Linked DNA regions of Homo sapiens: all the other regions are linked to region 1. Evidence: read pairs that join two places in POLR2A ChIA-PET (ENCODE). Cell type or tissue: PC-3. All regions are shown on one strand. Each heading gives the region's core, and the rest is flanking DNA. Links, peaks and the distances in the headings are about the cores only.

Region 1 (10,034 bases), core at 948-8,947:
CTTGAGCCCAGGAGTTCAAGGCCAGCCTGGACAACATGGTGAAACCCTGTCTCCATTAAAAATACAAAAATTAGTGGAGACTGGTGGCATGCACCTGTAGTCCAACCACATGTGAGGCTGAGGTGGGAGGATTGCTTGAGCCTGGGAGGCAGAGGCTGCAGTGAGCTGAGATCATGCTGCTGCACTCCAGCCTGGATGACAGATTGAGACCCTGTTAAAAAAAAAAAAAAAAAAAAAAAGAACAATCCAGGACAAAACCAGCTGGGCAGAGAGTGTGCCTTTAACTTGGGCCCAGAAGCCCCATTTATGGTAAAAGAATCACTTCCTCTGCCCAATAGTCTAGAGTCCTTGAATGGCATGTGATGGGAGGGAATGAGGGTTCAGTGTCCTTTTAAATGCAAGTATGTTACCAGTACTAATCTCCTTGAGTTTGCTTTTTCAACTGTGAAACAGGGATAGCAACATTCTACTAAATTTTTAAAAAGCACTTTGTAAATAGTCATAATAATTGCTACTGCTACAAAGTACTAACAGACAGGGCAAGGTTTACTTTGATGCCTGAGATAAGTCTTCACAAGAACGCAGAACTCTAAGTTTTATTGTCAGGAGTCTCTTTTGGACACCCAGGGTCATACACCAAAACAATAATGCCCACCCTAGACTCAGAAAAACTGCACAGTGCCCTCTGTCTCCACCTTGTATCCTAGGTGTGCAGTTGCAGACACTGTAGGTTAGCTGGACCCATCATCATACCCAAGCCCCTTCTCTGTTGTCACACTTCTTTCATGAGACTGTAAGGGCTGGAAACATTAAATCCTCTCTTTTCCATTCTCCCTTGAGGCTGTGTGGTCACATGACACAGTCTATCCAACAAGGATCAGGTCAAAGGCGGGAGGTCAAAAAGCCTTTGGGGAAGGCTTTTGCATTTCTTGATAAAAGGGACTTAAGCAGCAGGTTCTGTTCTTCACTCCTTTCTTGCCTTGTACCATTTTCAGTTGTTCATTGTAGAAATAGAAATAAGCAAAAAAAGAAAAGAAAGAAATGATAAAACCAACAAAACTCATAAAAATTACACATGATCGGGCTCCAAAAATTAGGGAGAGGGAAACCCCTGCCTAATGAAACTAATAAATGTTTAAAACACTGTAAAAAATTACCCATGATCCCACCACACAGAGGTAACGTCTTACTAACCTTAATATTATGCTATATCATATTGGGGGAAGGCATGTTTTCTATGCATAAATACACATGCAACAGGGAGAAGAACTTAATTCAGAAGCTAGCAGCAGATTGAACCATTGTTCTGAGAGGATGGAAGGATGCTTCCTAAGGAAAAAATTGGCTGTCTTGTTCAGGAAAACATATTTTTTTTTTTTATTTGAGATGAAGTTTTGCTCTTATTGCCCAGACTGGAGTGCAATGGCTCAAATCTCGGCTCACTGCAACCTTTGCCTCCCGAGTTCATGCGATTCTCCTGCCTCAGCCTCCCCAGTAGCTGGGATTATAGGCGCATGCCACCACACCCAGCCAATTTTTGTATTTTTAATAGAGACAGGCGTTTACCATGTTGGCCAGGCTGATCTGGAACTCCTGACCTCAGGTGGCCTGCCCGCCTCAGTCTCCCAAAGTGCTGGGATTATAGGCATAAGCCACCACACCCGGCCTAGGAAAACATCTTAATAGTTTTGGGGGCTGTGAAATATAGGTCTAGAAGACGAGGAAAAAAGAACTCAGTGGCTGTGCACAATAAAATACCATTTGTCCCACGGAGATTCAGGTAGGATGACGTTTAGGATCCATGGGCACTTGGAGAATGGAGAGGTGGAGGAGAACGATTTGGTAAGGGACGGCAGGCACAATGTCAGCTGACCCAGAAGGCACCAGTGAGAGGCTGGTGGACTGGGCTTAGGAACTTTAAAATATCAAATGTTCTATTTTCAATGACTATCTATACAGTGCTGGGCTTGCTGTCACTATGCTGTAATTGTTTTTTGCTGTCTTCAACCTTCCCAACAGCTCTGTCTCACAAAATGGCCTTGTACTGGTGATGCTTTAGGGATTGGGGAAGGATCTGCTTGAGCCGCGCTTGCAGGAGGCCGTAGACAGTGAAAGTGCTGGCTTCTGTCTGCCTCTTTTCTGGTAATAGCACCTTCACATTTGGGGAACTACTTCTACTTCATGTGGTCCTGATAGAGCCGTTAATCACAGTTCCCCAGATTTCTCCCCCCATGACAGTTAGACCCAGGCTGGCCAATGACAGCGTCATAACCCTTGGCATACATGAACTGAACCAAGTATGGGCTCTCGACCTCCCAGGTTCAAGGGATCCTCCTACCTTAACTTCTCTAGTAGCTTGGGCTACAGGCATGCACCACCATACCTGGCTAATTTTTTTTTTTTCTTGAGATGGGATCTCACTATGTTGCCTAGGCTGGGCCAAAGTCCTTTGCCAGAATTGTTGCAATTGGACCTGGAGAGATGGTTCTACATTGTCACCTTTCATGGAGAGTTGTGAAGATGGAGGGCTGGGGCTGCAGGTAGCCTTTGACTCGGACTCATGGAGAAAGCCATTCTGTAAAGGGAGGGAATGAAGCCAGGCAGATGGGAATGAGAAAGTCCTGAGGCCTTGGTTCCCACTCTTCCCTGGGCTACCCCAGCCTTCCTGGCTCTGTGAACTAGTGAATCCCTTTCTCAGTGTATCTGTCATTTGTAATAAAAAAGAGCCCTTACTAATGGGAGAGCAAATAAAGGAAGAGAGAAGTGCATGGAGGGAGGAATCTCAGCCCCTAGTGTAATTAAGAATATAGGGGAACCAGAGATTCATAGTAAGAGGTAACCAGAAGTAGCACTAGATTTTTCTCAGCCAATGGGAACTTGAGAAAAATTATTTTTACATACTAAAAGAAAAGATAACCCCTGACAAGTGGAGAATTTATGGACCTCAAGGGGTTACATAATTTTTAAAACTATATACAAATGTATGGCAGATAAGTTACCCTCTTTTTTTTTTTTTTTTTAAGAGAAAAGGTCTCAGCTGGGCATGGTGGTTCACACCTGTAATCCCAGAACTGTGGGAGGCTGAGGTGGGCAGATCGCTTGAGCCCAGGACTTTGAGACCAGCCTGGGCAATAGTGAGACCTCATCTCTATTTCAAAATTTAAAATTAAAAAACAAATAGAGACATAATCTTGCTTTGTCACCCAGGCTACATAGAATATGGTGGTGCAATCATAGCTCACTGCAGCCTTGATCTCCCTGGATCAAGGGATCCTCCTGCCTTAGCCTTCAGAGTAGCTGGGATTACAGGCACCTGCCACCACACGTGGCTATTTTTTTTCTTTCTTGACAGCCCAAGCTGGTCACGAACTTCTGGGCTCAAGTAATCTTTCTGCCTCATCTCCCAGTGTGCTGGGATTACAGGTGTGAGCCACTGCACCTGGCCTGTTACCTTCTTGGAGACTTTTTGCTACTCTCTCTCAACTCTGGTCCTCATGTGTAAACTTTGTTCCACATCTTCTATTGTCCACTGAAAGGTCCTTTAAAAACCTCATATTGGGAGGCCAAGGCGGGCGGATCACGAGGTCAGGAGATCGAGACCATCCTGGCTAACACGGTGAAACCCCGTCTCTACTAAAAATACAAAAAAAAATAGCCAGGCGTGATGGTGGGCGCCTGTAGTCCCAGCTACTCGGGAGGCTAAGGCAGGAGAATGGCGTGAACCCGGAAGGCGGAGCTTGCAGTGAGCCGAGATTGCGCCACTGCACTCCAGCCTGGGCCACAGAGCGAGACTCCGTCTCAAAAAAAAAAAAAAAAAAAAAAAAAAACCTCATATCAACTGTTCAAATGTATCCTTGTCTCAACTCAATGTCAGAGTGACTAATAACAATTGTGGTAATAATACAAATAATTTGAAATTTCACATTCTTTTCCCATGATGGACGTGCTAAGAGGTAGTGAAGTGGACACAAGTCAGGCAAGGATCCGGGACATCAGCCACAGCTTATATTGGCAAGGCAGGAGATAAGATTTTTGGTTTTATGAAACCTGGCATTATGAGCCTGGTGAGCTCTATAGAAACAATTATAGAAACAGAGGAGCAAAGGTTCCTAGAGACCCTCTCCTTTACCTTCACCAAGACAATTGTATCATTACAGATAGTGAGTGCTGCTGCATGAGGAATGTGCTCCTGTAAACAAATATCAATGTGGCTTCTTAGAAGAGTCTGCCAACTAAACTTAGAAAAACATAAGAAACGTTTATTTGAATCTCAACTTATATAACTCATCCAACTACTAAATGCAATGACAAACTGACTCATGGTTCATATGAATCAGCCCTAGCATTCCAGATTAGTAATGCAGAAGGCGTTTCTTTCTTCTTTCTTTCTTCTTCCAGATAGAAGCTCTCTCTTCCCACTCCTGTAAAAAAAAAAAAAAAAAAAAAAAAAAAAAAAGCTCTTTAGATAGAAACTTGGCATTCTCTGGGAGTGAAGAAGTCAAGTGTCCTGGGATAGTGACCCTAAGAGGAAGAATCCTCAGGGGCACAGGAACTGTAATCTAGAGAAATAGTTTCATTTCATGTATTCATGTATGAAAAGGAGACTACATATGTGTATTTATGTAGCTAGAAGGGCAGGTTAAGGGAGAGAATTCTGATTGTCCCCTAGCTCTTTTTCCCTTCTTTCAGTAGTTTTATCTGGGAGATGGCTGCGTGTCTAAAGTCTACGTTTTCTCACTTACTTTATAGTCAGGTTTTTAGCCAGCCCCCAAGATGCCTCCAACAATCTCTGCCTCCTGGTATTCACACCTCTGCATAGTCCCTGCCCACATTGTGCCACAGAATTGGTACATTGTGCCACAGAATTGACTAACACAATTAAGCAGAAATACTTCTAGGTCACTTCTGAGATTAGGTTCTAAAGGACACTAAGCTTTCTCTCTATCTCTCTCTCTCTCTCTCTCTCTCTCTCTCTTCCCCCTGGGATTACTTGCTCTGGGAGAAGCATGTTGAGCAGCTCTACATGTTGAGAAGCTCATGTGGCAAAGAACAGAGGCCTCCTGACAACAGCCAGTGAGGAGGTGAGCTCTGCCAACAACCAAGTAAGTAAGCTTAGAAGTACATCCTCCAGACCCTGTTGAGCCTTCAGATAACTGCAGCGCCTTAGCCACTACCACTCAGCTAAGCTGCTCCTGAAATTATTTGATATCATAAATGTTTGTTGTTTTAATCTGCTAAGCTTTGGGATAATTCGTTATGCAGCAATAGATAACTAGAACATTACGTGTGGCCAAGAAAGTAATATGTGCACTTCAGGGTCATGCCTCTAAAAGGAATAAGTATGCTTTCTTGTTTCTCCTTCCCACTTCCTAGAATGCAAGCATAGTAATGAGCCATCTTACTGTCGAAGCTGCATGGGTGACAGCAACACCTTAGGGTTGGAGGACAACCATGCAGAAAGAGCCTGAGTCTCTGCATTATTCAGGAAATACTAGGTTTAACTGCACTAACAAAAAACCTCCAGTCTTAGTGTTTTCAAAGCAGTGGTTTATTTCCAACTCCCTCAAATCTGCTGCAGCTCTGGGCTTCTAGACTTGCAGTTTAGCAGTGACTACGTTCTTCTTCTCAAGACAATGGCCTCTATCAGGAGGGCCCTCTACACAGCTACAGGTCTCTCCAGCTTTTGGTAACATCTTCTTCCCCTTGACCCTCCCTTTGACCCAAGCCTAGAGGTGGTAACTGTTGTTAGCCCCAATGCTTCACTATCCCTTGTTGGTGTCCCTTAATATTCTTCATACCTTTGTAGAGTTCCTTCATTAAACTGCCTTCAATTACCTCTGCCATCTATTTTCTGTCAATATCCTGACCTATCCAATCCTTCTTCCTCAAATGATAGCTACTAGTCAAAACAGCCAATAACATAAGAAATGGAAAGACATGTAAGTCCCAAAGGATGATCTTTTAGATTATAAGCAGAGCGAACATGCACTAGCACCCAAGTCTCACAGTGCATAGAAAAGATATCCCCTTTGTTGTCATCATCAAGATAGTGAGAAGCAGTGGCATCCAAAATATCTGTGAATCTAGGCCAAATCATTCCAGTAAAAAGCTATTTGACCTACTTATTCCAAAATTAAAGCTTATTCCAAAATATTTTCAATATTCAGTTCAAGTATTATTGACATACCAATTAATTCCTCAGCTGGGCTTCCACTGAGTTCAGGCAGAAAGTTCTAAATTAGGGCATGAAGTTTGCCAGGTTTCTGTTTTGAACAAGTGTATTAGTCCATTCTCACACTGCTACAAAGGTACTACCTGAGACTGGGTAATTTATAAGGAAAAGAGGTTTAATTGACTCACAATTCCACATGGCTAAGGAGGCCTCAGGAAACTTACAGTCATGGCGGAAGGCAAAGGGGAAGCAAAGACGTTCTTTACATTGCGGCAGATAAGACAGAGCTAGCAAGAGCAGGGAAAACTGCCTTACCAAACCATCAGATTCATGAGAACTCACTCACTATCATGAGAACAGCATGGGGGAAACCAATTCCATGGTCCAATCACTTCCCACCTAATTCCTCCCTCAACACCTGGGGATTACAACTCAAGATGAGGTTCGAGAGGGGACACAAGGTTCGGGGAGGCCTCCAAAAATCTCACCAGCCACAAAGTATAGCTCACAGCCCAACTCATTGCATGGTGGGGGAAAAAAAACAAAAAAACAAAAGAGGAGGAAAGAGAGAGAGGAGAGAGGGAGGCTGACGAGGTTCACAGAAAGAAAGCTGACTCTTCAAATGAGGAGACGCCTCTTCTACATTAAAAGCAAACAAACAAACAGCCTCATTTGGAAGTCCTCCCTGAGGGGCCACAGGTAGGGGACCTAGAGAAAGATAACCTCATCCAGAATAGAGAATGCGACTTTGCTCCAAACACATCAGCTTCCAACAGGGAATCTGCAGTGGCCAAAGGGGCCGCCAACAAGATAATGGAATATGATTGTTGTCCACAAAGATGCCTAGGACAGAAATTCCTGTAGGATCAACAACACAGCTAGGAAGAAAATGAAAAAGTCAGATTCTTCATCCATTTATTGAAATATTCACCAAGGCTGGGTATGGTGGCTCATGCCTATAATCCCAGCACTTTGGGAGGCTGAGGCAGATGGATATCCAGAGCTCAGGGGTTGGAGACCAGCCTGGGAAACAGGGAGAAACCCCATCTCTACCAAAAATGCAAAAAAAAAAAAAATTTAGCTGGGTGTGGCAGTGCACACCTGTGGTCTCAGCTACTTGGGAGGCTAAGGTGGGAAGATCACTTGAGCCCAGGGGGCAGATGTTGCAGTGAGTCGAGCTCGTGCCACTACACTCTAACCTGGGTGACTGAGTGAGACCCCACCTCAAAAAAAGAAAACAAAGGAAAGAAAGAAAGACAGAGCAAGAAAGAGAGAAAGAAAGAAAAGAGAAAGAAAGAAAGAAAGAAAGAAAGAAAGAAAGAAAGAAGGAAAGAAAGAAAAAAAAAAGAAAATTCACCCATTCTAATCCACAACAAACAATGAAAACAAAATTCAAAATCATGCATACTTGTTAAGATACTTTTTGCTACAAGTGACTGAATACTCAACTGAAAGTGGCATATCAGGTTTTTTGTTTTTCTGTAGGTCATTCCAGGTTCAGTTAATTCAACAGCCTGACTAGGCCAGAGCTCTCAATCATCCTTTCTGGGATTCTCTTCTCTTTCTCCTCATGGTCCCAAGATGATTGCTCCAGTTCCAAGCATCACATCCTACATGACATCATCCAAACACAGGAAAGGTCCTGGCTTTATTTTCAGGCATCTCTCATTTTATTTTATCACAGAGGAAAAGCCTTTTCCCAGAAGCTCCTTAGCAGTCTTCCCTTACCTCTCAGTGTCTGGAGTTGGGCCACATGCCCACTCCATGCCTATAATTGGTAAAGACAATCAGCACTTGGAACAGACTGGCACATAGCAGGAGCTTATTAAATATTTGTTGAATGAATGAAAGGTGGATTGGATTACCATGGTTGGCTTAGACCAATTATAGCCCATTTCCTAGAGCCCATTTTCCTAGAACACATTGTTGACTAATGGCTGAAGAAAACTGGCATTTTCTTATCAAGGAAGAAGGAAGGAACGGCTATTGGACAGTCAATAGTGTATGCCACATTATGCTATTTCTTAAAGCAGGGAACCAGAGCAACCCATTAAAAGGGCTTATTGTTTTCTAATGGTTACCTTGTAAAAAAGTGTTTTTGGATTTAAACAAATTGTTCATGCAAGGGGTATCTCATTAGTGAACAAGTTACACTATTCTAAAGAGAAATGGACTTTTTTTTTCTGCTCCAGCTTAGACATCAGTTCGTACAGATATTCTCCCTGCCTAAACCCCATCTGGGTTGGGTATCCTTCTTCTATGTTATCAGGCACTCTACCTCCCCATGTTACAGCAGTTACCACACTGGATTATATCCACTTATTTATTCTGTTTCCTGCAGTACAGGCTGTTACATGTTCACCAAATCATGTTTTCTTTTCTTGTGTGCTACCTTTCTCAATCCCCTTTGCAGTTAGGTGTGGCCATGTGACTGAGTCTGGTCAATGGAATGTGAGTAAAGTAGTGTATACCACTTTCAAGCTTGGCCATAAAAACTACCTGTGCAATCTCCTGGCTTTCTCTTTCTTAATCTGCTGGCTTAATGGAGAAGACTTTGTGGACATAAAAAAATATGGAAGGAGGCTGGGATCCTGAAGGACTGCATGGAACAGAATACCTGTCTTCTCAGCAATCCACACTATTCTAAGATGAACTTGGTGAAGAATGCATTTTTTATTGTGCTAAGCCACTGAGAATTGAGTATTTATGTGTTTTTGTTATGGTCGTTATCCAACTCTAACGAATACAGTTCCTCAGAATAAAAACTTACTGAAAGTAGAAATCTCTGTCTTGTTCACCATGCTTTCTTGCCCTACCTAGCACAGTGTCTGTCACATAATAGGCACTTAAGACACTTTTAAAAAATGAAATAAACGTAATTCTCCCAACTTGTAGCGAGTATCTACTAAATGCCAAAATAGCTTGAACTTTGTAATGCCATTTAAAAAACCTAAAATATTTCTCCCCAAAATTTTGAGGAGTTAAGTCAAAGACACTGAAAACACAGAGGAACACTCTGCCCCAGCCTCCATTTGCCTGGTGGCAAACTCTTCCTTCCTTACTGGGGACAGCACTTGCTTATGGGTCCAGAGAGGGCATCAGCGGGCACCAGAGGACTCGGGGAACAGATTTTATGATCTTCCCACATTTTCCTGCCTTTTAAAAGACTGGAGCCACTCTTTCCTTTGTCTTGTCACTGTGTAGGATTTATGGCTCTTTGTTAATATAGTATTTAATCTAGGCCCCAAGCTAGCTTGAGTAATACTTTTAAACTGAGGCCTGTCTTGCATGGTGGGCGCAGCATCCACTAATGAACTTCTGCTTGTTTTCCTCTTTTTAATCTGACTTTTGTTTTTAGGAGAGTGTCTCAACTAAGAACCTAAAAATGGAAGAAAAAAAAAAAGAAAAGAAAAAAAAAAGAAATTGTGTTTTCTCCCTTACACTATATTAGTAATTTTTGATATCACTTCATTGCTCAACATAGAAACAAATGTCAACAGAAGAATGGTGAAGTTCATAATTCAGAAAGGAGAGTTTTATTTCTCTTACAAGTTTGCATCCTGTAGGGTGGCCATTCTTATGAGCCGGGAGGCATAGCATCCAGCCAGGGCCCGGAAACAGACACTTCAACGGTGGAAAGAATAAGACAGGAATGTATGGTGAGCAGGGTGGCCAAATATACATATTCAATGAGGTATAGGAGGAGTGATGAATAATTATGAGAGGAGGAACATGTGCATGTGCAACTGAGCGTCATGCCTCTCCATGGGAACCACGTTCCCAAAACGGTGGTGTTAGCATTGATACAAGAATGGAGTGTTTGCTTGTTTGTTTGTTTGAGAAGGAGTCTGGCTTTGTCACC
Region 2 (10,034 bases), core at 1,238-9,237, 58 kb before region 1:
AAACATGCACCATACAAGATTTTTATGAAGATTAAATAACTTGGGCTAAAATATTCTGGAAGCTGCCAAGGGCTCTACAGATGAGCTATACAGAGGCATTTGCTGAAAACTGGCCTGGATTGACAAGCGCAATGCAAACGTAAGGAGCTGAACAGCCTCTGCTGTCCCGGGGGGATGGCAGCCAGACAAGGCATGTACAATACTGGGATGATGAGAAAACGGGTGTCTCAAGAGGAGACTAGAAGAGATTCTTGGCCCAGCAAAAAAGTTAAAGAGGGGGAGAAACTGCAGGTATTAAAGTCAAAAGTAATAGTGATGTCAGATCTGTAAGGTTTCTCCTTTCTATTCACTAGGACTGTAGATGTATGAGAGACACATTCAGGGTTAAGGTCTCATTGGAGGGCACATCCCAGAGGCCTGTGGGAAACCAACCCAGAGGGGTCCTTGTTACCTGCATCTCAGAGCACGCATGGGGTGACAGACATGCAGAAGTAGGGGATCTGGGGAGTATAGGGAATTTTGGTTTCTAGATGTATTTCCAGACTTTCCAATGGCCAAACTTCTTTTCTGATAATCTGGTGGTATGCAGGCTAGCAAGAGACTTGAATTGGCCATGTCTGTCTCACATTTCAGCTATTCCCAGGAGTGCTTGGCAAAGGAAAATGTGGGTGAACAGTTTGACAGCAAATTGCCTTGGAAGCCTGCAGAAGGGTGTACTCCTAGGGAGGATGATAATAAAGCTAGTGTGTACTTATTGATTATTATGATGTGGGCTAGGCACTGTTCTAAGTACTTTATGTGTGTCAATCCTTTTGATCCTCAGTACAATCCTATGAAGTAGGATGATTGTTTTTCCCTTTTAATGGATAAGGAAGCTGAGGCACAGAGTAGTTAAATAATTTCCCCAGGTCATACAGGTAAAGCCAGGTTTCGAACTCAGATGGCCTAGCTGCATCATCTTCCAGTAAGTGGATAGAGCATACTTTCCAATCAGAAAATGGAGCAGTAACATGCTAACAAGGGTGAGTATTTGTTTGGACTAAGGTGGACTGTAAAGATAGGATGTTACAGCTTAGAATGCTAAAATGCTTTTGGCTACTGGATCAGTAAGGATGCTTTTGGCCACAAGTAACAGAATAACTAAACAAAAATAGTTAAACAGTAAAGACTTATGATTTCACATAGCAATAAGCCTGGATGCAGTCCAACATTTTAAGGTCAGGGATGTCATCAAGAATCCAGATATTTTCCATCTGTTGACTCTGTATTCCTCAGTATGTCTGCCATGTCTCCCTCACACTTACAAGGTGGCTGCGGCAGTTCCAGGCATCACATGGTAACAAGATCACATCCAGTGAAGAAGGAATTCTCATAAGACAGTCAGCAGATTTTGCAGGTAAATTGGACAAAATCAGTCTTATATCTATGTCCTAGCCTCAAGGGAGCTCAAAATGTGAATAGCTAGAATTCTCAACTCTATAGAAAGAATAAGCTACTCCAGCAAGTAAGAAGAAGGTAGGGTGAGAGGTGTTGGGCTACTGATTTGACCACTTACTTACTATATTTCTTTTTCCCTTTTATTTACTTTTAAGGTGAAGATACACAAAGGATAGATCAAGGTCATGATTTAATGCAGATGGCTGAATTATGACCAAAAAAACATCCATAGTCAGCTCCAGTCATATTTCTGACCTGAGGCTGGGCTTAAGGTCTACACAGCTGGAAACATCCATTTCTGATGCCAGCTACATCATTCCCTGATGAGAACAGTGCCAGCAGTGAACCCCTCACCACTCCCCACACCCAACCCCCACCTCAGTGTCCCCAGGGTATTATCAGTTGTGTCAGCCTAGAGTCTCTGAGTTTGGTCTGGCTCTGCCCCTCCCCCATCCGTTTAGAAAGAATCTATTTCTGTTTCTCTCTCTCTCTCTCTCTCATGCCTCAATCTCATGTCCTCCTGCTGACTCTAAAGAGACAGCTGATTGTGGGAAAGATTTAAATTGGGTTATTCTCTCTTAATATAATTTTTGTAAAATACTATAAATGAATTTCTTCATGGCCGCCAAAGAGAAGTGCTGCTATTTCTAGCACCAGACTGACAGGAATGGTGCCTGTTAGGATTAAGTTAAGCTGCAATGGGAACATTAAATATGGCTTAAACAAGACTGGGCTGTATTTCTTGCTCATATAAAAGTCCTGGTATTGTCACCAGAAAGGGGTCCTGATGCAGACCCCAAGAGTGGGTTCTTGGATCTTGCACAAGAACCAATTCAGGGCGAATCCACCAAGTAAAGTGAAAGCAAGTTTATTAGAGAAGTAAAGAAACAAAATAATGGCTACTCCACAGACAGAGCTGCCCTGAGGGCTGCTGGTTGGCTACTCTTATGGTTATTTCTTGATCACATGCTAAACAAGAGGTGACTTAATCATGAGTTTTCCCAAAAAGGGGCAGGCAATTTCCGGAACTGAGGGTTCTTCCCCTTTTTAGACTATATAGGAAAACTTCTAGACGTTGCCCTGGTATTTGTAAACTGTCACGGCATTGGTGGGAGTGTCTTTTAGCATGCTAATGCATTATAATTAGCATATAATGAGCAGTGGGGACCATCAGAGGTCACTTTTGTAGCCATCTTGGTTTTAGTGGGTTTTGGCTGGCTTCTTTACCGCATTCTGTTTTATCAGAAGGGTCCTTGTGACCTGTATCTTGTGACAGGAGCCCTGCTCACCTCCCATTTCATCCTGTGATTAAGAATGCCTAACTTCCTGGGAATGCAGCCCAGTAGGTTTCATCTTCATTTTACCCAGCCCCTATTAAAGATGGAGTCACTTTGGTTAGAATGCCTCTGACAGTGTAAGCAGCTTAGGCTGCTCTGGGGTTCTGCTTTGTGGCTGTATCACAGTCCACAGAAGCCCTTCAGTCATCACATCTGCCTTCCAAACAGCAGGATGGGCGAAGGGGAGATGACAGGCCAAAGAGCATATGCCTCCTCTCATTTAAGGAAATTTCTTGGAAGTTATCACACAGCATTGCCACTTACATTCTGTTGGCCAGAACATAGTCACATGGACACATCTTGCCACAAGGGCAGCTGGGAAATAGCATTGTATTAGTCAGGGTTTCCCCAGAGAAAGAGAACCAATGGATGTGTGTGTGTGTGTGTGTGTGTGTGTGTGTGTGTGTGTGTGTGTGTATAAAGATGATAAGGAATTGGCTCACATTATTACAGAAGTTAGCAAATCCAAAATCTGCAGGGTGAACAGGCAGGCTGGAGACCCAGGAAAGGCTGGTGTCCTAGTTCTAGTCCTCTGTAGAATAAGAAACAGCCAGTGCTGCAGATGAAGTCTGAAGGCAGGCTGCTGGAGAATTCTCTCCTCAGGGGAGGAAAATAAAATATTCTATTTTATTCAGGCTTTATGATCTATTCTTTTCTTTTTGGTCTATTCAGGTTTTCAACTGATTGGATGAGGTTCACCTACATTATGGAGGACAGTCTGCTTTACTCAAAGTCCATCAATGTAAATGTTAGTGTCATCTAAAAGTACTCTCACAGAAAGACCCATAATAATGTTTACCCAAATATCTGGGCACACTGTGGTTCATCCAAGATGACACATAAAATTAACCATCATGGACATCTTAATTTGAGGCAGCCAGTGTGTCTGCACTCTAGGGGAAGGGTCGGCAAACTACAGTCCACAGGACAAATCTGTTTTTGTAAGTAAAGGTTTTGGGAATTCAGCCACACTTGTTCATGTACATATTGTCTATGGCTGCTTTTGCAGTACCATGCCAAAACTGAGTGTTCTAATGAGACCATATGGCCTACAAAACCGAAATTTGACTCTGTCTGTACAGAATGGCTGATCCCTGTTTTAGGCAGTTATGTGCCCAGCTAAATACTGGGATTATTTAGAGAGAGAGAAAGGAAATTGTGGTAGGCAGATAGCAATCTTGATCCACAGCAGCATAAAGGACTTGCTGCTGAGATCTTCTAAGAAATCTCCCAGCCATTCAGCAGCAATTTTTTTGTGCAATCTATGAGATACTGAAGGAATTACAAAGAAGTACAAGCCATTTCCCCCAATCTCAGGAACTTAGTGGATTAACTTTGTGGAAAGCAATGGTCTTTGGACCCAGAGAGGGCTGAGTTTAGGCTGAATTATTAGCCATGTGATCAAACTTCTCAAAACTTCAGTTTTCTCATCTCTAAAATGAGCATGGCCCTATTACCTCATCAGGTTGCTGTATAAATTAAATAAGGTCATTTATATGGTGTCTAGCATATCATAAACCCTTTCTTCTTGTCTGATAGTGAAAACAATGATAACTAATAGTAATTAAACTTTATCTGTGTGCTGGGCTCTAGGCAAGGGTTCTTCATGTATTAACTCATTTAATCCTCACAACAGCTCTTCGAGGTAGGAACAATCATTATCCCCATTGTATGAATGAGAACATTGAGAGATGAGGTATCTTGGCAAAGAGTGCCTAGTTAGAGCAGAGCTGTGATTCAAACCCAGCTTGCCTGATTTCTGATCCCAAGAGCCTGCCCGCCAGTCTGTCCCACAGCCTTCCCATGTCAGAGCCCTCCTGCCATCATCTCCTTCCCCCTCTGGCTGTAAGACATTCACAGTGTAACTGAGAAAGCAGAGCACATTCAAATAAAAAACAAATTCATAACATAAGGCAGTGGAGGTGAAGTGCCAAGTGAGCGGTATCACTTAGATACTGAGAGGTTCCAGTCCCCCAGAGCGGTCAGGGGAGGTATCAAAGCAGGGATGGGGCCAAATTGGGTCATGATGGACCTACAGGATTTAGAAGACAGGAAGACACTGTGCAGCCATAGGGAGTGGAGTGGGCAAGGCTTGGAGGTGGGAAAGAAATAGCACAATTAAGGAATAACAGGTAAATAATCCTGGCTAAATCACAGGATTCTTACCGGGAGTCCAGAGAGAGCAATTTGGAAATGAAGATTAGAATTAAATGAAGGAGCTTGAATGTCTGTCTAAAAAGCTTCACTGTATTCGGTAGACACTGAGTAGTCATTGGAAGGTTTTGAATGGTGAAATCACATGATGGCAGCAGTGTCTTTAAGAATAATGTGGTGGTTTTGGGAGTGATGACTGAGGCCCAGAGGCTGGGAGACTAGTTGAGAGGCTTTTGAAATGATCTAGACATGACGTAATGAGAACTTGAAGTGGAGTGTTAGCACAGGCATGGATGGAATGGCAGGAAGGTAGGAGACATCACATGAGCAGAACCGGGGCACTTGGTGACTTCGTCTGGGAGTGAGGAGGGGGAGGGGCAGGATGACTGCCAGGCTTTCAGCCTGGGTGATGGGAGAATTTTATTCTAAATAGAAGCAGAAGAGGTAAAGGGGAGCTCCATCTGCCACCCCACCTCCATGAGGTCTCTGTCTCCACTGAGCATCTTCACTTACTAGCCGTCACCAGATACCTGTGAGCAGCCAGCCATCTCCTCTTTCTTCTTTGCTGCAAGGTGCCACTTCCACCAGAGAAGAACCTAGGGCAGTGAGGAAGCATGGCCTTTGGGTCAAAGAGGTAGAATTTATATCTGCTCCATCCGTCACTGGCACTGTAACCTTGAGCACATCTCAACTGCCCTGAGATTTAGTCTCTTTAAACTAGGGATGACAATACCTACTTGATAGAGTACTTGCGAATTATATAACAAACTCAAATCATTTAGTATTGCGTCTGGCACGAAGTAGATGCTCAATCATAATGGCTAACACACTGTGCTTGAAACAGGTACTGCTTTAACTGCTTTACATCGATTCACTTGTTTACTCCTCTCAACAGTCCTGCAAGGTGGATATCACTCTCACCTTCAGCGCACAAAGAAAGGAGGTATACAGAAGACACAGAACTCACCAAAGTCACAGGAACTAGGTGAGGATGAACCAGGCTGCATCCAAGCAGCCCAGCTTCAGGGTCTGTATTCTTTGCCACTACCCAGAACTTTTACCAATAAGCAAAGCTATTGTTTGCAATAACAGGAAGCAAAAATAGCAAAAAGTTCCCTTTAAGGGGGAGTGTTATAATATACTTAACAATCAGAATGGCTGAAGCACTGATCTGTGAGAGTGGCTACTGGTCATAGCCTGGAGCTGGTCTTTTAGGTCCTCTTTGGTTACTGGATCCTGGGAGGATGGATGAGGAAGTGGTCTCAGGCAAGGGGTGGAGTTAAGTGGCTGTGGAAGGTACTTTGGAGGCTCAGGCAGCAGCTTTTTTTCCCCTTAAACTTTTGTTTTAAGTTCTAGGGTACACGTGCAGGATGTGCAGTTTACATAGGTAAACGTGTGCCGTGGTGGTTTGCTGTACAGAACAAACCATCACTCAGGTATTATTAAGCCCAGCACCCATTAGCTATTCTTTCTGATGCTTTCCCTCTCCCAACTTCCACCCGACAGGCCCCAGTGTGTGTTGTTCCCCTCCCTCTGTTCTCATTGTTCAGCTCCCACTTATAAGTGAGAACATGTGGTGTTTGGTTTTCTGTTCCTGCGTCAGTTTGCTGAGGATAACAGCTTCCAGCTCCAACTATGTCCCTGCAAAGGACATGATCTGATTCCTTGTTATGGCTGCATAGTATTCCATGGTGTATATGTAACACATTTTCTTTATCCAGTCTATTGTTGATGCACATTTGGGTTGATTCCATGCCTTTGCTATTGTAAATAGTGTTGCAATGAACATACATCTTTATATATGAATATATGTATCTTTATAATAGAATGATCTATATTCCTTTGGGTATATGCGCAGTAATAAGATTGCTGGGTCAAATGGTATTTCCGCTTCTAGATCTTTGAGGAATCGCCACACTGTCTTTCACCATGGTTGAACTAATTTACATTCCCACCAACAGTGTAAAAACGTTCCTTTTTCTCCACAACTTTGCCAACATCTGCAGTTTCTTGACTTTTTAATAATTGCCATTCTGACTGGCATGAGATGGTATCTCATTTTGGTTTTGATTTGCATTTCTCTGATGATCAGTGATGTTGAGCTTTTTTTTTTTTTTTTTTTTTTTTGAGACGGAGTCTTGCTCTGTCACCCAGGCTGGAGTGCAGTGGCACAATCTCGGCTCACTGCAACCTCTGAGCCCCCCTCCCTCGGGTTCAAGTGATTCTCCTGCCTCAGCCTCTTGAGTAGCTGGGATGACAGGTGCCTGCCACCGTGCCCAGCTAATTTTTGTATTTTTAGTAGAGACGGGGTTTCACCATCTTGGCCAGACTGGTCTTGAACTCCTGACCTCGTGATCCACCCGCCTCGGCCTTCCAAAGTGCTGGGATTACAGGCATGAGCCACTGCGCCTGGCCTGAGCTTTTTTTTAATGTTTGTTGGCCGCATTAATGTTTTATTCTGAGAAGTGTCTGTTCATGTCCTTTAGGGCAGCAGCTTTAAACAACTCATACAGAAAGTTCAATATCTTAACTTCCAGTGTGGCAGGATGGGTGTGCCCTGGGTGAATACCAGAACTGGTTGTCATTTTTCAGTGTTTCCTGATCAACCTGTGGACAAAACAAACTGATTTTTAAGGACATTCTCATTGTTTAATGTTATATTGATTTTAAAAATATATTTTATTATTAATACCATGTTTAAATTGTTTTTTAAAAAGACTTAAGGCAGCTTGTAGTTTAAAAAAACCCTTACAAATAAAGTCATTAAGATATGGATCATAATAAAAGTTGTGTATGTAAAAGTTTTTGTTATGGGCTAAATGCTTGTGTCCTGCAAAATTCATAGATTGAGATTCTAACCCCCCAAAGTGACAGAAGTGGGAGATGGGGCATTAGGGAGGTAAGTCAGTTGCAAGGTTGGAATGCTATGAATAAGATTAGTGTCCTCATAAAAGAGACCCAGAGAGTTCTCTAGCCCTCATTCTGCCATATGAAGACACAGCAAGAGGATAGCTCTCTAGGAGCCAGGAAATGGCCCTCACCACACACTAAATATTCTAATAATTTGATCTTACACTTTCTAGCTTCCAGAACTGAGAGAAATAAATGTTTATTGCTTATGCCACTCAGTTGATGGTATTCTGTCATTGCAGCCTGAACTAAGACAGTTTATGCTTGAAAACTTAAACTAAGAACGCTAGTGAAACTCAGCACTAAATTTGACTCTGAGATTCCTAATGGCCAAGATTAAATGAGAAATAGGATGAGTTTCTTAGTTTTGACTATGCAAATAAACCTAAATGCTTCGATCTTTATGCCTAGGATTTAGGGGTGCAAGACCAAGATGGCATTTTGATGTGAAAAAGACAAGCTTCAACTTACTATATTCTTGCCCGAAAAGAGGTCCACTTTGTCTTTTACTCCACATGAGAATCATATTACCAAAGCAAAACACACCTCACCAGTTATGCCTCTGCTGAGTGAAAGACCAATCCCAGCTTTAAAGTAAATGAGTAGGCTGGACATGGTGGCTCACTCCTGTAGTCCCAGCACTTTGGGAGGCCGAGGCAGGCGGATCACTTGAGGTCAGGAGTTCAAGACCAGCCTGGCCAACATGGTAAAACCCCGTCTCTGCTAAACATATAAAAATTAACCAGACATGGTGGCACGCCTGTAATTCCAGCTACTCGGGAGGCTGAGGCAGGAGAATCGCTTGAATTTGGGAGGCAGAGGTTGCAGTGAGCCAAGATTGCACTGCTGCACTCTAGCCTGGGCGATAGAGAACGACTCCATCTCAAAAAAATAAAAAAAGGAATAAATTAAAAAGTAAATGAGTAAAGACAAAATTAGGGAAAGAGAAGCTTGATATCAGGAGAGGAGAATGTGATTTTGAGGATGAATTTTGTTTCAATGACCTGCCTAAGTGTAAAATGCTGGTCTGGATGAGCACCTTAAATAAGATAGTTTCCATCCCATTGAATTCCCCCTCACTCAAGTATAGGACCAGCCAATTATATGCAATCTTTTTTCACCAGAGGAAAAAAAATGAGAACTTTGCGAACACTGAAAGGTGATCTGGTGCCTCCCAGCATTTCTGGGGAGGCAGCCACATTAATGCCTATGATTCTTTCTTGTAGCATCTTCCTAGAGTTAAGGAAAGTCCTTAAAGTTTGCTATTAATGCCTCCTGGCTTAAGACTAGACCGAAGGATTTCAGGGAGCTTGTTTCTAATAGATCCTATGATCAAGAGGATTACAGTTTAGGACCAGAAGGAATACCTTCAACATCTTTTTCATTATTGTTCATGTGACCCAAATTTCCCAGATCTTACCACCCTGTAGTACAAAAGAGATTGCTTTGGAGTCCCATCTTCTGACTCAGGGTTTCATGTCCCAAAAGTTCGCCTTAAGATTTCTGAGATCTCCCTCTCCCTCTCCTCCCTCTCCCTCTCCTCCCTCTCCCTCTCCCTCTCCCTCTCCCCACGGTCTCCCTCTCCCTCTCTTTCCATGGTCTCCCTCTGATGCCGAGCCGAAGCTGGACTGTACTGCTGCCATCTCGGCTCACTGCAACCTCCCTGCCTGATTCTCCTGCCTCAGCCTGCTGACTGCCTGCGATTGCAGGCACGCGCCGCCACGCCTGACTGGTTTTCATATTTTTTTGGTGGAGACGGGGTTTCGCTGTGTTGGCGGGGCTGGTCTCCAGCTCCTAACCGCGAGTGATCTGCCAGCCTCGGCCTCCTGAGGTGCCGGGATTGCAGACGGAGTCTCGTTCACTCAGTGCTCAATGGTGCCCAGGCTGGAGTGCAGTGGCGTGATCTCAGCTCGCTACAACCTCCACCTCCCAGCCGCCCGCCTTGGCCTCCCAAAGTGCCGAGATTGCAGCCTCTGCCTGGCCGCCACCCCGTCTGGGAAGTGAGGAGCGTCTCTGCCCGGCCGCCCATTGTCTGAGATGTGGGGAGCGCCTCTGCCCCGCAACCCCGTCTGGGAGGTGAGGAGCGTCTCTGCCCGGCCGCCCCGTCTGAGAAGTGAGGAGACCCTCCGCCCGGCAACCGCCCCGTCTGAGAAGTGAGGAGCCCCTCCGCCCGGCAGCCGCCCCCTCTGAGAAGTG
Region 3 (10,034 bases), core at 1,093-9,092, 130 kb before region 1:
GACCACCTCGTGAAAAAAATTCCGGGAAGTACTCAGGAACTAGAAAGGAACATATGTGAGTGTAGCTGCCCCACCACCATTTCCCACCCAAGTTTAATATGATATAAGTAGGTATTTATAAAACACTTGTTATCACAACACACTGGTCACTTATTTATGTCAGCTTGTGTCATTTCTGTTATTGAGAAGAGTACTTAGATTTCAAGTGCATTTTATTACTCATAAGTGGTGTTTTTGTAATGGCATCATCACCTGCATTTATGACCACTTATTGATGAGAAACTTCTATTAGGCCTCTCTCTTTGCAGAGATGTCACTATCATTCTTTACATTAGAAACAATTTGGGGCCACAATAACCATCATTACATGGTGCTAAAGTTAGGAAAACAAATCTTCCAATCTTTATGGATGGTGGAAAATAGCTTTATCTTCTTTGAGAGTTTTAAGGGTTTGGTGACCAATTTAACACATCAGGAGAAATAACTTTGTAGACTAAAAAATGCTCTATAATAGTTGCAGCAGTGATAGGACAGCTAGAACTGAGTTCCGAGTGTTTTGAAGAGTATCTGTCCTATAACTGGTACTCACTGAATATTTGTTGAATGAATGAATGGTTGAATGAACAGATACCTATTTTCTCTCTCTCTCTCTCTCTCTCTACATATATATATATATATATATATATATATATATATATATATATATATATATATATATATATATATTTGAAATGGAGTCTCCCTCTGTTGCCCAGGCTGGAGTGCAGTGGCACAATCTTGGCTCCACCTCCTGGGTTCAGGGGACTCTCCTGCCTTAGCCTCCCAAGTTGCTGGGACTACAGGTGCCTGCCACCATGCCCAGCTAATTTTTGTTTTGTTTTGTTTTGAGGTGGAGTCTTACTCTGTTGCCCAGGGTGGAGTGCAATGGTGCGATCTCGGCTCACTGCAACCTCCACCTCTGAGGTTCAAGAGATCCTCCCACCTCAGCCTCCCAAGTAGCTGGGAGTACAGGTGCATGCCACCATGCCCAGCTAATTTTTTTATTTGTAGAAGATACAGGGTTTCACCGTGTTGGTCAGGCTGGTCTCAAACTCCTGACCTTAAGTGATCCACCCACCTAAGCCTCCCAAATATGAGCCACTGTGCCCAGCCTCTTCCTATAGACTTGGTGAGCTGTGAGCCAGAAGTAGAAGCCCATTATGAAGACCAAGATGATGCATCTAATGATAATGAGAAGCAGCTAACTGGCAGAAGACAATTTGACAGCAACATACGATATCCCGTTGCTACTGCACTTGGGTAATTAGGAATTGGCTATACATGTATTTATTTGGACAAGTGGAGATGAAATAATATCCTTTTGCTCTAAGTCGTAAGAACATATTTTAGGTAAGACAGCCATATGGTGTAACCATTGCCCCAGTGACTATTTCCCTTAGGCGGTGGCCAAGATGGGCTTGTCTTATACCAAATGCCATGTTGTAAAGTCAGATTAGAACAAAATTATAATTTAAATTTAGGTGTGCAATATATTGCATTTTACTATGTTTACATTTTATTCCAAACCCATATGGAATATTTTCAAATCTCTTGTCTCTGTGTATGTATTTTCTTATCTTTTTCACCCTTGCAAAACATTTAATGTAACGCGTGCTCTTTCCTAACTACATTTGTTTACTTTAACTATGTCGGCTTGTGTCATTTCTTCATTAGAGGAAGCAAAATTATGTCCACTTGCTTCCTTTAATGGAGAAAGGCTGTGACCCTTGGAGTTATAAGTGGAAGGAAGAAGGAGGTCTCCTATGGCCCTAACTTCAGGGCTAAACTCTCCTGTGAAGGCTTTGAGCTACACTGAGTCTGCTAAGGGGACTAGAAAGTGATGGTACTTGGACTTGAACATTCGTTATAAATGAGTCCTAACATATCTGAAGTATCAAAAGGGAAAAAAATATTTTACAAGTTGATATGGCTTGGCTGTGTCCCCACCCAAAATCTCATCCTGAATTGTAATCCTCATAATCCCCATGATCCCCACATGTCAAGGACAAGACCAGGTGGAGGCCATTAGATCATGAGGGCTGTGTCCCCCATGCTGTTCTCATGATAGTGAGCGAGTCTCTTGAGATCTGATGGTTTTATAAGTGTCTGGCATTTTCCCTGCTTGCACTCACTCTATCCTGCAGCCTTGTGAAGAAGGTATCTGCTTCTCCTTTGCCTTCCACCATGATTGTAAGTTTCCAGAGGCCTCCCCAGCAATGCGGAATTGTGAGTCAATTAAACCCCTTTCCTTTATAAATTACCCAGTCTTAGGTAGTTCTTCATAGCTGTGTGAGAATGGACTAATACACAACTTTAAGCAGATAAGAGATGAGAGGTAGAAAGCTCATCTTTGGGGTAGCCTATCCTTTTTCTCTGTGAATTTCATGTAGGACAACACGCTCTATTTCAGCTATCTATAGTCACCTAATAAGGCACTCCAAATATAGTGGCTGAATAAGGCAGTCAGATGGTGGCATGGCTGGGACCTTCAAGATGGCATGATTCATATGTCTGCAGCCTTGGCAAGGATGACTGGGGGCTGGGACCTCTCTCCATGTGACTGACCTCTCTTTCTATGTGGTCTCTTTGGTAGGGTAGCCTGATGTCTTCCATGCTGCTTCAGGGTTTGGTTTTTGTTTTTGTTTTTTTGAGAGGGAGTCTCACTCTGTCACCCAGGCTGGAGTGCAATGGTGTGATCTCAGCTCACTGCAACCTCTGCCTCCTGGGTTCAAGCTATTCTCCTGACTCAGCCTCCTGAGTAGCTGGAATTACAGGGGCACACCACCAAGCCTAGCTAATTTTTGTATTTTCAGTAGAGACGGGGTTTCACTATATTGGCCAGGCTGGTCTTGACCTCCTGAACTCAGGTGATTCACCCACCTCAGCCTTCCAAAGTGCTGGGATTACAAGCATGAGCCACTGCTCCCGGCCGCTTCAGGGTTTTTAAAAGTACAAAAACAGAAGCTTTCTTTAGGCTTAGGCCTAGAACTAGTATAATGTCATGTCTGCCACGTTCTACTGGATGAGTGAATCATGAGGTTAGCCCAGATTCTGTGTGAGAAGACCACGTAACGATTTAATACCAGGAGATGTGGCTCATTTTGGGCTGTCTTCAGAGACTGGCTACCACACCGTCTAGATTGAATGGGTTTGATATGCATGGTCTAAGGAGCTAAACTATGTAAAGGTATACACAATATATTATTTCTTGTTTTTGGTAAAAGTATACACACATATTACCATGCAAACAGTTACAAGAGATCAAGAAACAAGACCCAAAAATAGCTGGAGGGTTGTCCCTTTCAATTAAAGGAGATTCTAAAAAATAACCTGGATTGGGTTTTCTGTGTTTAACCCGGTGTTAGACTACGATCCTATAAAATACTGAGCTACCTGGATGTCTTGAGAAACTGTTCATCCCAGCTGGGGCAAGGTTAGCCCTGCTGGTCAGGGATGGGCCATTTCTGCTGTCAGTCATCCTGGGATAAGGTAGGTCCTGAAATGCGAAATGAGGCTGTTGGAAGGAGGCCTTATGCTGGCATGAGTGGGCAAATCCTTCCTCTCCTCGGGCCTGGACCCTTAGAAGAGAAGATGTACACAAAGACTCACCCATGAGGTTAGGGAAGAAGTGAAGTTCAGTGCCTTTGCTACATACCTAAAGGCATGATTCAGTGCCTTTACTACAGGCTGAGGTTTAAGCAAAGCTGTGTTCCACAAGGGATTGCTGTGGGAAGTCATAGACCTGTGAAGTTTCTAGGTCTGTGTTACAATTCCCTTATGTTAACCAGAAGCTTCTAAAGAATCTCTGTGAAACATCACAGCCCAGTTTTAGTTAGTACTGTGGAAATAAGGGGAAGGTTTGTGTCTGGTTGGAATGAAGCAGTACAGGGGACAGCAGCAGCCCCCAGAGGGACGGTATTTTATAATAGAAACCTCTAGGGCAGGCCAGGCACGGTAGCTCATGCCTGTAATCCCAGCACTTTGGGAGGCTGAGGCGGGTGGATCACTTGAGGTCAAGAGTTCAAGACCAGCCTGGCAAACATAGCGAAACCCTTGTGTCTACTAAAAATACAAAAATTAGCCTGGCGTGGCGGTGGGCGCCTATAATCCCAGCTACTAGGGAAGCTGAGGCAGGAGACTTGCTTGAACCCAGGAGGTGGAGGTTGCAGTGAGCCGAGATTGCACCACCGCACTCCAGCCTGTGCAACAGAGCAAGACTCTGCTTCAAAACAAAAAACAAAACAAAACAAAAAGAAACCTCCAGGGCAGGGTTATGACAGAGCACACGGTGGTCCAGGGTGGCTTAAGATGGATTGATCATTGCTGACCACGCAGGGGGCAACTGGGATGGATTTCAGATACAAGTTAGCATTTTCCAGGGATTTCCAGTGACAAAGCAAGCTAACTGAGGGCTTAAGCTAATAGAATTTGGCAATGAGAGGGAAATGTAGCATTATTTGTCATCTCTGGTGGGAAAGGCCTAGGCCTGTACCTTTGGTTTACAGTATACATAAGATATATATCCTGCCAAAGAATGATTACTGTAGGTAAATATGACAAGAATTCTCTCTCTCTTTTTTTTTTTTAGAGACTGTGTCTCGCTCTGTCACCCAGGCTGGAGTTCAGTGGTGCCATCATAGCTCACTGCAGCCCTGAACTCCTAAGACGAAGCAATCCTCCCGGCTCAGTCTCCCCAGTAGCTGGGACTACAGGTGCACGCCACCATACCCAGCTAAGTTTTAAAAGTTTCTGTAGAGATGAGGTCGCTCTATGTTGCCCAGGCTGGTCTTGAACTCCTGGGCTTAAGTGATCCTCCTATCTCGGCCTCTCAAAATGCTGAGATTACAGGCGTAAGACACACACACACACACACACACACACACACACACACACGAGCCATTGTGTCTTCTGGCTATAGGCTCTTTTCTCTGCTTCTCTGCTTCCTCCCACTTGCCCCCTTGCTTGATCTTTATTGCTTTCGGCAGCCCTTTCAAGTAATTGGGGACCTGGGTTTTATCTATTTCCTACTGTCTGAGTCCATTTGGGCTCCTATAACAAAATGCTGTGAACTGGGTAGCTTATAAATAACAGAAATTTCTCATAGTTCTGGAGCTTGGAAGGCCGAGTTCAAGGTGCCATTGGATTTGATGTCTGGCGAGGGCCCGCTTTCTGGCTCATAGTTGCTGTCTTCTTGCCGTGTTCTCACGTGGTGGTAGGAAGAAATGAGTTCCCTCGGGCTTGCTTTATAAATCCCGTTTATAAAGGCTTTGCCCTCATGATCTAATCACCCCCAAAGGCCCCACCTCTTAATACCATCCCGTTAGAGGTTAGGATTTCAATATATAAATTTTGGGGGAATAGACTGTATCTACTTTCTAGGAAAAAGAATTTTGTCTTTGCATCTCTATCTTTTTGTTTTTTGGCTAATTTCCAGGAAGAGAAGATGATAAATGCTACCTGTATCCCGTCTTGTTCAAACCAGAAATTCACGTTCATGAACTTCAGAGTCAGACAGATCTGGATTTGAATTTTTTTTTTTTTTTTTTTTTTGAAACAGAGTCTCACTCTTTCCCAGACAAGTGCAGTGGCACGATCTCGGCTCACTACAACCTCCACCTCCTGGGTTCAAGCAATTCTCCTGCCTCAGCCTCCCGAGTAACCGAGACTACAGGCATGCGCCACCATGCCTAGCTAATATTTGTATTTTTAGTAGAGACGGGGTTTCACCATGTTGGACAGGCTGGTCTCGATTTCCTGACCTCAGGTGATCCACCTGCCTTGGCCTCCCAAAGGGCTGGGATTACAGGTGTGAGCCACTGCGCCCAGCCTGGATTTGAATCTTGACTCCACTACTTGTTGACTTGTGTAACCTTGTGTAAACCTATTTTTATTTATTAAAAAAAAACAGCTACAGGGTCTATGTTGGCCAAGTTGGTCTTCAACTCTTGGCCTCAAGCAATCTCACCTTGGCCTCCCAAAGTGTTAGGATTACAGGCATGAGCTACTGTGCCCAGCTTTTTTTTTTTTTTTTTTTTTTTTTTTGAGACAGGCTCTCACTTTGTTGCTCAGGCTGGAGTGCAGTGGCATGATCATGGCTCACTGCAGCATCAACCTCCCGGGCTCAAGAGATTCTCCTACCTCAGCCTCTCAAGTAGCTGGGGCTACAGGTGTGTGCCACCACGCCTGCCTATTTTTTTTGTAGAGAGAGGGTTTCACTATGTTGCCCAGGCTGGTCTCAAACTCCTGGGCCCAAGAGATCCACCCACCTCAGCCTCTCAAAATACTGGGATTACAGGCATGAGGCACCATGGCCTTGAGAGTTTAATGAGGTGATGTTTACAAAGCTCTTAGCACAGTGCTTGGCACGTAGTAGGTGCTCGATGAAGAGTAGCTGTGACTATTAGTGTCATGGCCACAAACTACTGACCAGCACGCTCTATTTAACTCCTAGCCTGCTGTTACTTTTGGGAAAATATCTTCCTAAATTAACATAATTATGTTGAAGAGATCAGAGTTTCCAAGAACATGTTCAGCAGGAAAACATTCAAGAGATAGTTCCTAGTTTGATTAAAAAACTAAGGCAGGGCATGGCGGCTCACACCTGTAAACCCAGCACTTTGGGAGGCTGAGGCAGGTGGATCACTTGAGGTCAGGAGTTGGAGACCAGCCTGGCCAATATGGTGAAACCCTCCGCTCTACTAAAAATACAAAAAATTAGCCGGGCGTGGTGGCGCAGGCCTGTAATCCCAGCTACTTGGGAGGCTGAGGCAGGAGAATGGCTTGAGCCCAGGAGGTGGAGGTTGCAACAAGCTGAGATCACGCCATTGCACTCAAGCCTGGGCCATAGAGTGAGACTCCATCTCAAAACAAAACAAAAAAAAACAACAAAGGCAGGGGAATGAATTTAAACCTAGGAAACATTATGAACCACAATCCACCCTTTTCAAGATTCATAAGGCACATACCTGTATGGTGGTGTTGCAATAGGTTCTGTCGTGGAGTAATGTAATGTGCATTATCACAGAGCACAGAGAATATTCTGACGTATTTACAGGGGATAGCCCCGCCCACACAGGCAGGTCAATGTCTCAAATGAGGATGAAAGAATTAGCAACCCTCCTCCCACAGAGAGAAACTGCAGAACCTTAGCCATTCAGAGTCTGGGAGTTCCTTCTGGTATAACAAAGGAAGTTGCTATTCAGGAATACTCTCTCTGTTATTCCGGGAAGTACTGCTCTTACCCCATGTGCTGGAAACTGCCCTCAGTGCCTCCAAGTACACTAATGCATTTAATCCACAATGCTTTGAAGAGATTACTCCCTTTTACAGAGAAGGAAAAAATTTTTTTGCAACGAATGAGGGAAGTATTCCACACCTGTGGAAGGGAAGGAAAGGAAGAAGGACTGCACAAACAGAGAAGATGAGTTGTGGTGCAGACCCAACGGAAGGCTTCAGTCAACCCCATGGGGAGATCTGGAACAGAAGTCCTGCAAAGTTGCTCTAAGTAGGAGGGAGGAGGTCGGGCCTTTATACCCTGTGTTAATTAGTCACTGAATGTGGGCCATCCCTGGAAACAGGTTTCACTTTAGGCAAGGCAGTTTTTTATCATCAGAGGCAATCCCCAAAGAGAGCTGACCTATGAGAGCTGTCTTCTGGCCACACTTCTAGCAGCTGGGAGACTAAGTCCTTCATTCCAGGGGGCACTGAGGTGCACACTGCAGCTCCCACACCACAAGATGCATTTCCAAACTAAAAGTTTTATGCACTGACTGTGGACAAGTGAACCACTCCAGGAATTGAGCTCTCTCTTTGTAGGTAAAGCCCGAATTTTCCTAAGGAGGAACAGAAATTTTAGATTTTTTGATAGGGAGTTTTTGTTGTGTTTTGTTTTTGTTGTAAGAGATGTGGTCTTGCTATTGCCCAGGATGGAGTGCAGTGGTGTCATCACAGCTCAATGCAGCCTCAAACTCCTGGGTTCAAGGGATCCTCTCTTCTCAGCCTCCTGAGTAGCTGGGACTACAGGTGTGGACCACCATGCCTGGCTAATTATTTATTTATTTTTTCTTTTGTAGAGACAGTGGTCTCACTTTGTTGCACAGGTTGGTCCCAAACTCCTGGCTTCAAGTGATCCTTCCACCTCAGCCTCCCAAAGTGCTGAGGTTAGAGGCATGAGTCTCTGGCCTGGTAGAGAGTTTTGAGGAAGGCACATTCTTGTCAATACTTGTTATTGTCCATCTTTTAGATAATGGTCAGCTTAATGGATGTGAAGTGTCTTATTGTGGTTTAGATTGCATTTTCCATTTCCCAAATGACTAATGATGCTGGGCATCTTTTCATGTGCTTCTTGGCCACTTGTGTAGCTTGTTGAACAGAAATATCTGTTCAAATCATTTGCCCATCTTCTGATTGGGTTGTCTTTTTGTTGCTGCATTATAAGAAATTTTTATATATTCTAGATACAAGTCTTTTATCAGATATGTAATTTGTAAATATTATCTCTCATTCTGTGGGTTTTCTTTTCACTTTTTTGATAGTATCCTTTGACTCGCAAAAGTTTTACATTTTGATGAGTTTAATTTATCTATTTTTTCTTTTGTTAGTTGTGTTTTTGATATCATAGCTAAGAAATTGCCAAATCCAAGGTCATGAACATGTGCACCTGCTTTCTTTTTTAGCATTTTATAGTTTTAGCTCTTCTATGTAGGTCTTTGATCAATTTTGAGTTAATATTTTTATATGGTGTGATGTAGGGGTCCAACTTAATTCTTTTTTTTTTTTTTTTTTTTTTTGTGACGGAGTCTCGCTCTGTCACCCAGGCTGCAGTGCAGTGGTGCGATCTTGGCTCACTGCAAGCTCCGCCTCCCAGGTTCAAGCGATTCTCCTGCCTCAGCCTCTGGGGTAGCTGGGACTACAGGCACATGCCACCACTCCCGGCTAAGTTTTTGTATTTTTAGTAGAGACAGGATTTCACCATGTTAGCCAGGATGGTCTTGATCTCCTGACATTGTGATCCGCCCGCCTCGGCCTCCCAAAGTGCTGGGATTACAGGCGTGAGCCACCGCACCCGGCCCCAACTTAATTCTTTTGCATGTGAATATCCATTTGTCACGGCACCATCTGTTGAAATGACTATTCTTTACCCATTGAATTGTCTTGGCAGTTGTTGAAAACCAGTTGACCATAAACATAAGGTTTTATTTCTGGACTCTCAATTCAATTTCATTGATTTATATGTCTGTCTTTATGCCAGTATTGCATTGTCTAGATTACTATAGCTTTGTAGTAAGTTTTAAAATCAGAAAATATGAATCTTTCAACTTTGCTTTTTTTTTCAAGGGTGTTTTGGCTATTCTTGAATTTCCACAAAGTTTTAGGATCAGCTTGTCAATTTCTGCATATGGGAGCTGGGATTCTGATTGAGAATGCATTGAATCTGTAGGTCAATTTGGAGATTATTGCCATCTTAACTATATATATATATATATTTTTGTTTGTTTGTTTGTTTGTTTTTTTCAAGAGAGAGTCTCACTCTGTCACCCAGGCTGGAGTGCAGTGGTGCGATCTCAGCTCACTGCAACCTCTGCTTCCCAGGCTCAAGCTATCCTCCTGCCCCAGCCTCCTGAGTAGCTGGAACCACAGATGCATGCCACCATGCTCAGCTAATTTTTGTATTTTTGCTAGAGATGGGGTTTCACTATGTTGCCTAGGCTGGGTTCGAACTCCTGAGCTCAAGTGATCCGTCCGCCTTGGCCTCCCAAAGTGTTGGGATTACAAGCGTGTACCACCGCGCCTGGCCCATCTTAACAATATTAAGTGTTCTGATCCATAACCATAAATGTCTATTTATTGAGGTCTTCTTTAATTTTTTTCAACAACACTTTGCAGTTGTCAGTGTACAAATCTTGCACTTCTTTTGTTAGATTTATTCCTAGGTAGTTTATCCTATTTGGTGCTATTGTAAATTAAATTGTTTTCTTAATTTCATTTGTGGATTG

Evidence for each region. ChIA-PET counts read pairs that join two places held together with the same protein. Peaks named below come from ENCODE experiments on the same cell type or tissue, not always from the same donor. Only the 100,000 strongest peaks of a DNase experiment are listed, where the experiment ranks them.
Region 2: POLR2A ChIA-PET joins it to region 1 with 10 read pairs; 3 of 35 experiments call an interaction of 5 or more read pairs at or near these places.
Region 3: POLR2A ChIA-PET joins it to region 1 with 13 read pairs; 3 of 35 experiments call an interaction of 5 or more read pairs at or near these places.

The regions. Positions count from the first base shown.
Region 1 is chr4:56,635,886-56,645,919 of GRCh38, reverse strand. No RefSeq gene overlaps it. Among named protein-coding and RNA genes, the nearest start is that of HOPX, 40 kb to the left of the region's middle. RefSeq lists enhancers at 3,970-5,169, 9,763-10,034. In PC-3, for the core only: a CTCF peak has its summit at 4,306; DNase peaks (open chromatin) are centred at 3,969, 4,299 and 8,039; H3K4me3 peaks cover 345 bases; H3K27ac peaks cover 3,158 bases.
Region 2 is chr4:56,693,676-56,703,709 of GRCh38, reverse strand. It overlaps CHAER1 (cardiac hypertrophy associated epigenetic regulator 1), which reads left to right. Exons shown (of 5, transcript XR_001741702.3): 2 at 1-139; 3 at 1,308-1,396; 4 at 3,447-3,522; 5 at 5,824-7,022. It overlaps LOC105377666 (a long non-coding RNA gene), which reads right to left. Exons shown (of 3, transcript XR_941078.3): 3 at 7,454-7,535. Among named protein-coding and RNA genes, the nearest start is that of CHAER1, 5.7 kb to the left of the region's middle. RefSeq lists an enhancer at 9,312-10,034. In PC-3, for the core only: no CTCF peak of the experiment used is centred there; a DNase peak (open chromatin) is centred at 7,469.
Region 3 is chr4:56,766,062-56,776,095 of GRCh38, reverse strand. No RefSeq gene overlaps it. Among named protein-coding and RNA genes, the nearest start is that of SPINK2, 51 kb to the left of the region's middle. In PC-3, for the core only: no CTCF peak of the experiment used is centred there; no DNase peak of the experiment used is centred there.